3 separate regions of the Homo sapiens genome follow, and regions 1 and 2 are each linked to region 3. A link is a contact called in ENCODE Hi-C or POLR2A ChIA-PET data. All regions are on one chromosome and are shown on one strand. Each heading gives the region's core, a stretch centred on a gene start or an enhancer-like site at or near the end of the contact. The rest is flanking DNA. Distances are from core to core; before and after follow the strand shown.

Region 1 (2,500 bases), core at 1-2,500, 190 kb after region 3:
ACCATTGCACTCCAACCTGGGCAACAGAGCAAGACTCGGTCTCAAAAAAAAAAGAAAAGGTTGAAGATGTTGTGATAACTAGTATATAAAAAAAAATCTCACCTGCCATTTTGATAGTGAAAATTTTGGTCAGCTGTCTGATGCCCACCCAGCTTTCTACTCCAGTGTTCTCATGTTCCTCATTTGTTGCTTCACTTTCTCTGGTACAAAAACAAAAACAAAAATACAGGTGTGACAGCAGAAGCCCAGACAGCAAAAGCAAGAAAAGACAAATGGGATTATATCAAACTAAAAGTTTCTGCAGAGCAAAGGAAACAATCAACAAAATAAAAAAGCAATCTATAGAATGGGAAAAAATATTTTTAAACCATATATCAATAAAAAGTTAATATCCAAAATATTATATGTAAGGAACTAATACCACTCAACAGCAAAAAAAAAAGCAAGTTACCTGATTTTTTAAAAATGGGCAAAGAACCTGAATAGATTTTTTTCAAAGAAGATATATAAGTGACCAACAGGTATATGAAAAGGTGTATGACATCACTAATCATCAGGGAAATGCAAATCAAAACCACAATGAGCTTTCACTTCACATCCGTTAGAATGGCTATTAACAAAAAGTCAAAAGATAACAAGTGTTGATGAAGATATGGAGAAATGAAACCCTTGCACACTGTTGGTGGGAATGTAAGTGGGTACAGCCACTACGAAAAACAGTATGGTAGTTCCTCAAAAAATTAAAAATAGAACTACGGTATGATCCAGCAACCCCACTTCTGGGTATATACCCAAAAGAAATAAAATCAGTATGTGGAAGAGGTTATCTGCACTCCCATATGTATTACACAGTCGTTCACAATAGCCAAGACACGGTATCAACCTGAGTGCCTGTAGACAAATGAATGGATAAAGAAAATATTCATACACACACATGAATATCATTCAGCCAAAAATGAAGGCGGCTAGGCATGGTGGTGCATGCGTGCAGACCCAGCCCCAGCTAGTTGGTAGGCTGAGGCAGGAGGATTGCTTGAGCCCAGGAGTTCAAGACCAGCCTTATCTCAAAAACAAACACAAAACAAAGCAAAAACAGAAAGAAGGGGAAGAAGGGGAAGAAGAAGGGGAAGGAGAAGGAGAAGGAGGAGGAAGAAGGAAGAAGAGGCAGAGGAGGAAATCCCTGTCATTTGCAACAACATGCATGAACCTAGAGGACATAATGCTAAGTGAAATAAGCCAGACACAGAAAGGCAAAGGCAAACACTGCATGATCTCACTTGCAGGTGGAACCGAAACAGAAGAACTCATAGAAACAGAGAGCAAAAGGGTGGTTACCAAAGTTAGGGGTTGGGGAGGAATGGCGAATGTTGGTCAAAGAGTACAAACTTTCAGTTACAAGATGAATAAGTTTTGGAGATCTAATGTATAGCATGGTGACTAGAGTTAATAATGTATACCTGAAATGGGCTATAGGAGTAAATCTAAGTGTTCTCACCACACACAAAAAAGGTGAGGTGATGGATGTGTTAATTAGCTTGATTGAGGTAATCATGTCACAGTGTATAGGTGTATCATATCATCACATTGTATGCCTTAAATACATAAAACTTTTATTTGCCAATTATACTCCAATAATGCAGGACAAAGTATACAGGTCTGACATCCAGAGAAAAATATCAGCAGACTTAAAATATCTGATCATTTTCCCCCGGAGGAGGATTGTACAGTTTTTTTAATTGATGAGTAACAATTTTATGTAGTAAGCCTATTCACTCTCTGTTAACCACATTTATTGCAAACAAGTTTTTCCCAAATGTTTAGACATTTATTCCTACTTATTCTCACACTTCCCTGATAATTCACTGAAATTGCGATCAAGGCTTTATTCTCAGCAGGAAGTACTTGTACTTCTCTAAGTGACAGACAGGCTTAAAGAGTGGGCTCAAGGGTGGACCAAGGGCAACTGCAGATAGGCCAATTAGACAAAAACATTCAGGAAACTGGTAGTTAAAATAAATAAATTAAGCCTGTGGTGATTCAGCAAGCTTATTTCTGGAAATAGTTTTTTTTTAATCTACATACTTTGGTTTTAGAGTATGTGGCATAAATATTGAATGTGGAGCATTTCCAAAATACAATATAACTCAGACTAACTTAAATAATGATTCCTTTTACTGTGCATCAAACCTCACTTTTTTGTGTTATGGATGACTAAAAAACAAGTTTTCTTTCTTTATAAGCATTAGTTTTATTAAAGCAGTTGTAAATGGTTCTATAACCACCCTTGCAATGGGGCTCCTGAGGGACTTCCTTGAAATTAGATTGGAAATTCACTGAGATCAGAGGACATTGGAGCTTTCCAGTTGGAAAACACTTGAAAGTTCAGTCTGGCTGGGCATCCTCTCTTTTGGACCCAATCTCCGGTTCTCATTTCACTTGGAAAGTACCTGCTTAAAAGTTTACTTTCTTGTTGCTCAATTTAGACCATTTATTTTCCTTT
Region 2 (2,892 bases), core at 123-2,622, 170 kb after region 3:
GGGAGGCTTATGAGATAAAGCATGATAGGAATCAATTTGCAACACAAACCTGAATGTTCCAGAAAGTTCATATGGCTTTACTTACTTTAAATTATGGTAGGCATGACACTGAGCTTCCTTTCTGCTCAGCTAGTGGGAAATTTAATTTCAGAGGTTGAGAGGATTGCCTTCTCTTCCCCACCTCCAAATCCCATGCCCAGTCCCAGAGCTAATGGCCAGGAGTGTTTATGTGAAGCCAAACATTCATGCGGTATGTCTGGTCATTGGTTTACATCAGAGATCCACAAACTTTTTCTGTAGAGAACAGATAGTCAATATTTTAGGCTTTGCAATCCAAGCAGCTCTCTGTCACAACCACTCAACTCTACCATTGTTGCTTAAAAGCAGCCGTAGACAGTAGGAAAATGAATGAACTTGACTGTATCCCAGGAAGACTTTATTTATGGACACTGAAATTTGAATTTCATATAATTGCATGGGTCATAAAATATGATTTTTTTTCCCAAACACTTTAAAATGTCACCATTCTAAGCTCATAGGTTATACAAAAACAGACGACGGCCCAGATTTGACCTATGGGCCAACCCCTTATCTACGAGGTTTCCACCAAGTTGCCTGCTGGCCAAGCTTATAGAGTGAAGTTGGACATCCCTGTTGTTCCCCTGGAAATCTTTGCCAGAGCTGAGAGCCTCCATACCCAGAGTCAGAAAGACCTTTCTAGGCTCAACATGCAGTCATGGCTCCCGGACACCCTGTCATCTTCCTGAGATTCTATGGAGGGTGGGCCACAGAGCCCCATTATTTTAAAAACTGTGCATATCCTTTCCTTCCCTTGGGGAATAATCTTAAGGACTGTGTCTCTCAAAAACACTCTACCACTTCTTCTCCTAGCGCAGCATGCTCAAATCCCTCAGAGTGAAGGAGGAAAAAGTCAGGACGGAAAGTGATGTGCAGGCTTCTTCTTTGGGCCCTGAAAGCTCAAAGTCCTGGCTACCTGCCCTGAAGGCTGAGTAATGTACAAAGAAAACAAAGACAAATAACTCAGTAAATTATCCGGCCTAGGATCAGAGCTTTCTAGCCCCAGAGCAAGCTCAGGCCTCAACATTCTAAGCTTAAGAGGTCAGGCTGTCCCTCCATATTTCAATGGGTACAGGTCTTGAGTTTCCTCAGAAAACCTCTGAAGGGAGGTCACAGTTATGGGGACAAAGAAGGAAAGTGTTGGATTCAGGACACCAGGCTCCACTGAAGGTGACTCATGGTTTTGGCTTGCAAGCAACGTTGCTGATCACTTTGACCAACCACAGGTCCCTGCCAGCTGCACTCCTCTCCAGGAGCACTCCTATTTTTATATGTGTGGTACAAAGAACTCCTACCAGCTAATTTCCACTTCCCCCACAAAAGCCTGTTTTACTTCTGCTTTGAGTAAAAAGCTTTCCTCTTTCTGGTCTCAAAGCACACACTCAACAGTGCCTGTAATTCACAGTCATCTGGTACCCTTGGCTTATCTCAGGCCCCTGTAGTAACAACTGGCTCCAAGCATGTCTCCTACAGCCACAAGCTCCAGTGGGGTAGCCAGGTTCACTGGAAGAGAATGTTCCCTACACAAGGGAATCTGAGACAGAAAAAGTCATCCTCAGAAAGTAGGGACTGGTGGACATGTGAGCCTGGGAAATGAGAACAATTTGTGCTGGGAAGTTGCTCATGTAAAGAGTTCACAGAGCAGGTATCTGCTGCCCAGGCTTAAACTCTCAAGTGGAAAATGGAAACCATCATTCCAGATTGGCTTCTTACCCTGTATCTGTGCATTCATCAACCTTTGACAATAAGGTCATTTCTTAGCCCCACACATAGCATATAGGAAAGATTTATCCAAGCCCTGCTATTATAGATGAATAAATGAAACACATTCAGGAGGTTGCCCATACAGTATTTGCCTCATTTTCCCCACAGCTCTAGAGAAAGGACATTTTATAAGTTCTGTCATTCCACAGAGCTGTACAAAGCCGCCTGGCTTAACTGACTTAATTTCTTTTTTTTTTTTTTTTTAGAGACAGGATCTTGCTCTGTCACCCAGGCTGGAGTGCAATGGTGCAGTCATAACTCACTCCAGCCTGCAGCTCCTGGGCTCCAGCAATCCTTCCACCTTGGCCTTCCAAAGCACTAGGATTACAGGTATGAGCCACCATACCCGGCCTTCACTTTTTTTTTTAACTTGACAAAATGGTTCTTAAGTTCAAGATGGTTAGCATACATCTGCTTTCAAGACAGAAAGAGGGGGAAAAAGAAGGAACAGCCACAGTTGTTCACGGTATCAGCGAAGTAAAAACTTTCCCAGAAACTCCCCTAGTAGACCTCACTTCTGCTTAATTAACTGGAACTGTACTTTCTGTCTGCCCAGAGCAACAAAGGAGATTGGGAACTTGAGTGTTCAGCTTCTTCAGCCCCTAGTGAGGAAGAGGAGAGGGATTTGGATGGTATAGAAGGAGTCAGTCTGAATTCTGCTTCAAATAGCTAAACAATTTTGAAAACTAAAAGCCCAACAGGGAAAACTAGCTCTGCTCTCTATTAAAATTATAAAATTATAGAACTATGGGATATAGTTTCATACAATATCATAAAACTATAAGAATAAAATCAAAGTTGAACACACAGGATTTGGCAGAGATTAATAGGAGAGACAAATTAGCCCAGAAACAGATCCTAATACTCAATATAAGGGTTTTTCTGTTTGTTTTGTTTTGTTTGTTTGTTTGTTTTTTGAGACAGAGCTTCACTCTGTTGCCCAGACTGGAGTGCAGTGGCGTGATCTCGGCTCACTGAAACCTCTGCCTTCTGGGTTCAAGCGATTCTCCCGCCTCAGCCTCCCGACTAGCTGGGATTACAGGTGCCTGC
Region 3 (3,207 bases), core at 477-2,976:
AGATCACAAGTTGGCCAGGCTGGTCTTGAACTCCTGACCTCAGGTGATCCGCCCGCCTCGGCCTCCCAAAGTGCTGGGATTACAGTAGTGAGCCATCGTGCCCAGCTGAGTTTCTGCCTTTAATATTCTGTTTAGAGGAAAGAGAGAACGTTACTACATCCAGAAACCCAGGTGGGATATCTATGTTTCTTAACTCCACTGGATGATCAGGCAATATGTTTATGGAGGTGAGGCTTGAACTCATTCTTTAAAGGACAAGTAGAATTAGGGGAAGCAGGCAAGGGGAAAAGGACATTCCAAGCAGAAGAGATATTATAAGTAACATCATGGAAAACTGAGAGCACATGGTGAAATTGTATAGGTGGCATGACTTGAGCAAATTGTGTGAATGCAGATACAGGAGAGTCCTCATCCGCCCTACTAATGATGACATTTACGTACAATAAAATTAGCTCTTATTTTTAACGCTCTTCTCTGGTAGAATTCTTAAAAAGCTGAGAAGAATAAAATCTTATTCTATGTCATTTAATCAGAACCAAATACGAGAAGAGGAAACTCAAAGGAAAATTTTCATCCATTCAATTCTTTCTTAGTAGTTATTATTCGCTAAGGGCAATGGTTGTTAATAGGAATAGTCAAGGAATAATTTCTCGATTATTCTCAGCTGATTTTCCTGGCAGTATTTCATTCAAATCAGAAGAGTGTTAATTCCATTTTTCATAAGATCGGGGAGCATGACCATCTGTGTCAAGAAGAAACGAAACCTCAAAGAGTTCCAAGTCAGTTTGGATCAGTCTCAGGAAATCCTGACTTTTATTTGATGTGGCCCATAAGTCCAATTATTGTACTCACAAAAAAGGCTCTTCAAAGACTGGCTATTAGCCTCATTTTACATTCAGGGACAGGAAATGATAAATCTTAAAACAAGGACACAGGACTTTTAGAACTGATGTCAATGAGAGTCTCTCTCTTATCTTTCTATCCTTCTTTTTGATCTGCTTCCTTCCTCTTTGCCTATTTTTTTTTTTTTTGGCTCCCTGTTTTCTTCCTTAATTTATATCTTATGCCTACCAGTGTTTCCCTAGGTAGTTTAATATTTCTAATGGTGATACTTGTATTTATAACATTTTCCCTAAAAAATATTTCAAATAACTCTTCAGATCATTCACGTCCCAAGGATTGTCAGATAGGTTCCTTTTATGACTTCTTACACACTCCTATGTTTGACAGAGCCACACCTGAAATGGTAGGATTATTGTCTTTGCGTCACTCAGATGCAAGTCTTGTGGAGGATTCAGTCTCTCCCTAGCCCTGCCCTGTGAGATAGTTTTAACAGAAATGTGTATGAAGACATGCATGGCAGAATTACCAGATCAGCTGGTGACTCAAAGCTAAGATCATAAATTACAGACTCTATATCCAAAATGATCTCAATTGGCTGGAATGCTGGTATGAAATCAATAAGACAAAATTTAAATCAGATGTAAAGCCCAGGTGTGGTGGCTCACGCCTGTAATCCCAGCACTTTGGGAGGCCAAGGCTGTCGAATCATTTGAGGTCAGGAGTTCAAGACCAGGCTGGCCAACATGGCGAAACCCCGTCTCTACTAAAAATACAAAAATTAGCTGGGTGTCGTGGCACATGCCTGTAATCCCAGCTACTCAGCAGGCTGAGGGAGGAGAATTGCTTGAACCCACGGTGCTGAAGTTACAGTGAGCCGAGATTGCGTCACTGCACTCCTGCTTGGACGACACAGCGAGACTCTCTCTCAAAAAAAAGGAAACCTGCTAGATCTCAGAATTATAGCAATAGTTTCAGTTGACCTCATCTCCTTCCTACATGTGTTCCCCTCTCTGCCCATGTCCTTCTGACCTTGTGAGTTCTGAAATGAGTCCAAACTTCTCCCATCACAGTCCCTCTCTCTAAGTATACAGATTTATCTTTCTATCATGACTGAGGTATGCACAGAGTTGACTTTATGAGTGTACGATCTGTGTTGCTGCACAGAGTCCTGCACTTAAAAGCACCCCATACTCAGTTTAATGTCTCCTTCTGGAAATTCTTCTTTTCTTTTCTTTGTGCTCACTTTGGCAGCATATACACTAAAATTGGAACAATACAGAGAAGATTAGCATTGTCCCTGAGCAAGCATGACACACAAATTCATGAAGCATTTCATATTTTTATTTATAAAAAATAAAATTTTTTAAAAAGTTAAAAGTAATTTTAATTGGCAAATAAAAATTATATATATTTATCATGTACAAAATGATGCTTTCATATATGTATACATTATGGAATGGTTAAATCAAGCTAATTAACATATTCATTACTTCACATGCTAATAATTTTTTTGTGGTGAGGACACTACAAATCTACTCTCTTGGCCATTTTTCAAGTATGCAATACACTATTGTTTACGATAGTCATCATGTTGTGCAATAGATCTCTTGAAACTTCTTGAAATTCTTAACAATTTAAAAATTTTTTTTAGAGACAAAGGATCTTACTGTGTTGCCCAGGCTGGTCTTGAATTCCTGGACTCAAGCGATCCTCCTGCCTCAGCCTCTTGTGTAGCTGGGATTACAGATGCAAGCCCCCATGCCTGGCTGTAACAACTCTTGAATAAAGAGTCTGGCATTTTCATTTTGCACTGAGCCCCACAAATTATATAGCCAGTCCTCGGTATAGGAAACATCCTTTTCTTCTCTGAGCAGTTGAAGTTTTCCAAAAGGAAGTTTTTCTATGAAAATGAGGTAGCAAACAAACAAGATGGCTACACCAAAAGTTAGCAAAAATAAAATTTCAGATTACAGGTGAATCCCAAAGTGAACTAGCACCAAGCCAAAAATGCAATTAGTCAGCACAGTAGAGACAGTCCATAGCGTTTGGCTCCTTTCCACTTCATTTGTAGCTGCCTAAAATGTTAAATTAAGATATGCACATGATCTGAGATGGATTTTGTTTGGCAGCAAAACCAAACTGTAGTATCTGTAGGATTCTGGCTATGCTAGGAATAGACCCTAGGTCACTGGCCCTAGCTCCATCATCACTTGCTAGTCCCATTTCTGACCCACTCCTTCTGTTCTTTCTACCCATTTCAGATCTCCAGGTCTCTGGCTTCTTCACTTTGGCTCCATTTACTTCATATCTGTTTTCTAGCCAATTGAAAAGGTCAGTTTGTTATGCAAACTGGAGAACCCTGGC

Evidence for each region. Hi-C counts contacts between places; a loop is a spot of excess contacts on that map. ChIA-PET counts read pairs that join two places held with the same protein, here RNA polymerase II (POLR2A). Pooled maps may share reads with other maps.
Region 1: a pooled map shows a loop between it and region 3 (4-fold over the local background). The contact joins two enhancer-like sites. A Hi-C loop is called at or near these places in 3 of 168 maps with a recorded cell type or tissue (CD4-positive, alpha-beta T cell, Caco-2 and PC-3) and 7 of 50 pooled maps. POLR2A ChIA-PET finds 5 or more read pairs at or near these places in 2 of 52 experiments (GM10248 and RWPE1).
Region 2: a loop to region 3 is called in a pooled map, with 2.4 times the contacts of the local background. The contact joins two enhancer-like sites. A Hi-C loop is called at or near these places in 2 of 168 maps with a recorded cell type or tissue (Caco-2 and PC-3) and 3 of 50 pooled maps. POLR2A ChIA-PET finds 5 or more read pairs at or near these places in 2 of 52 experiments (GM10248 and IMR-90).

What each region holds. Positions count from the first base shown.
Region 1 is chr9:112,030,966-112,033,465 of GRCh38, forward strand. LINC02977 (long intergenic non-protein coding RNA 2977) reads right to left here. Exons shown (of 3, transcript NR_186812.1): 2 at 103-200. Among named protein-coding and RNA genes, the nearest start is that of LINC02977, 8.2 kb to the right of the region's middle. RefSeq lists enhancers at 1,101-1,190, 1,321-1,610. Within about 2 kb of position 1,251, at least 4 of the 41 ENCODE cell types and tissues checked have a DNase peak (open chromatin) inside an H3K27ac peak, as active enhancers do.
Region 2 is chr9:112,011,164-112,014,055 of GRCh38, forward strand. No RefSeq gene overlaps it. Among named protein-coding and RNA genes, the nearest start is that of LINC02977, 28 kb to the right of the region's middle. RefSeq lists enhancers at 928-977, 1,088-1,227, 1,468-1,517, 1,558-1,797. Within about 2 kb of position 1,373, at least 30 of the 41 ENCODE cell types and tissues checked have a DNase peak (open chromatin) inside an H3K27ac peak, as active enhancers do.
Region 3 is chr9:111,837,750-111,840,956 of GRCh38, forward strand. It overlaps the pseudogene RNU6-1013P. Among named protein-coding and RNA genes, the nearest start is that of SHOC1, 44 kb to the left of the region's middle. Within about 2 kb of position 1,727, at least 3 of the 41 ENCODE cell types and tissues checked have a DNase peak (open chromatin) inside an H3K27ac peak, as active enhancers do.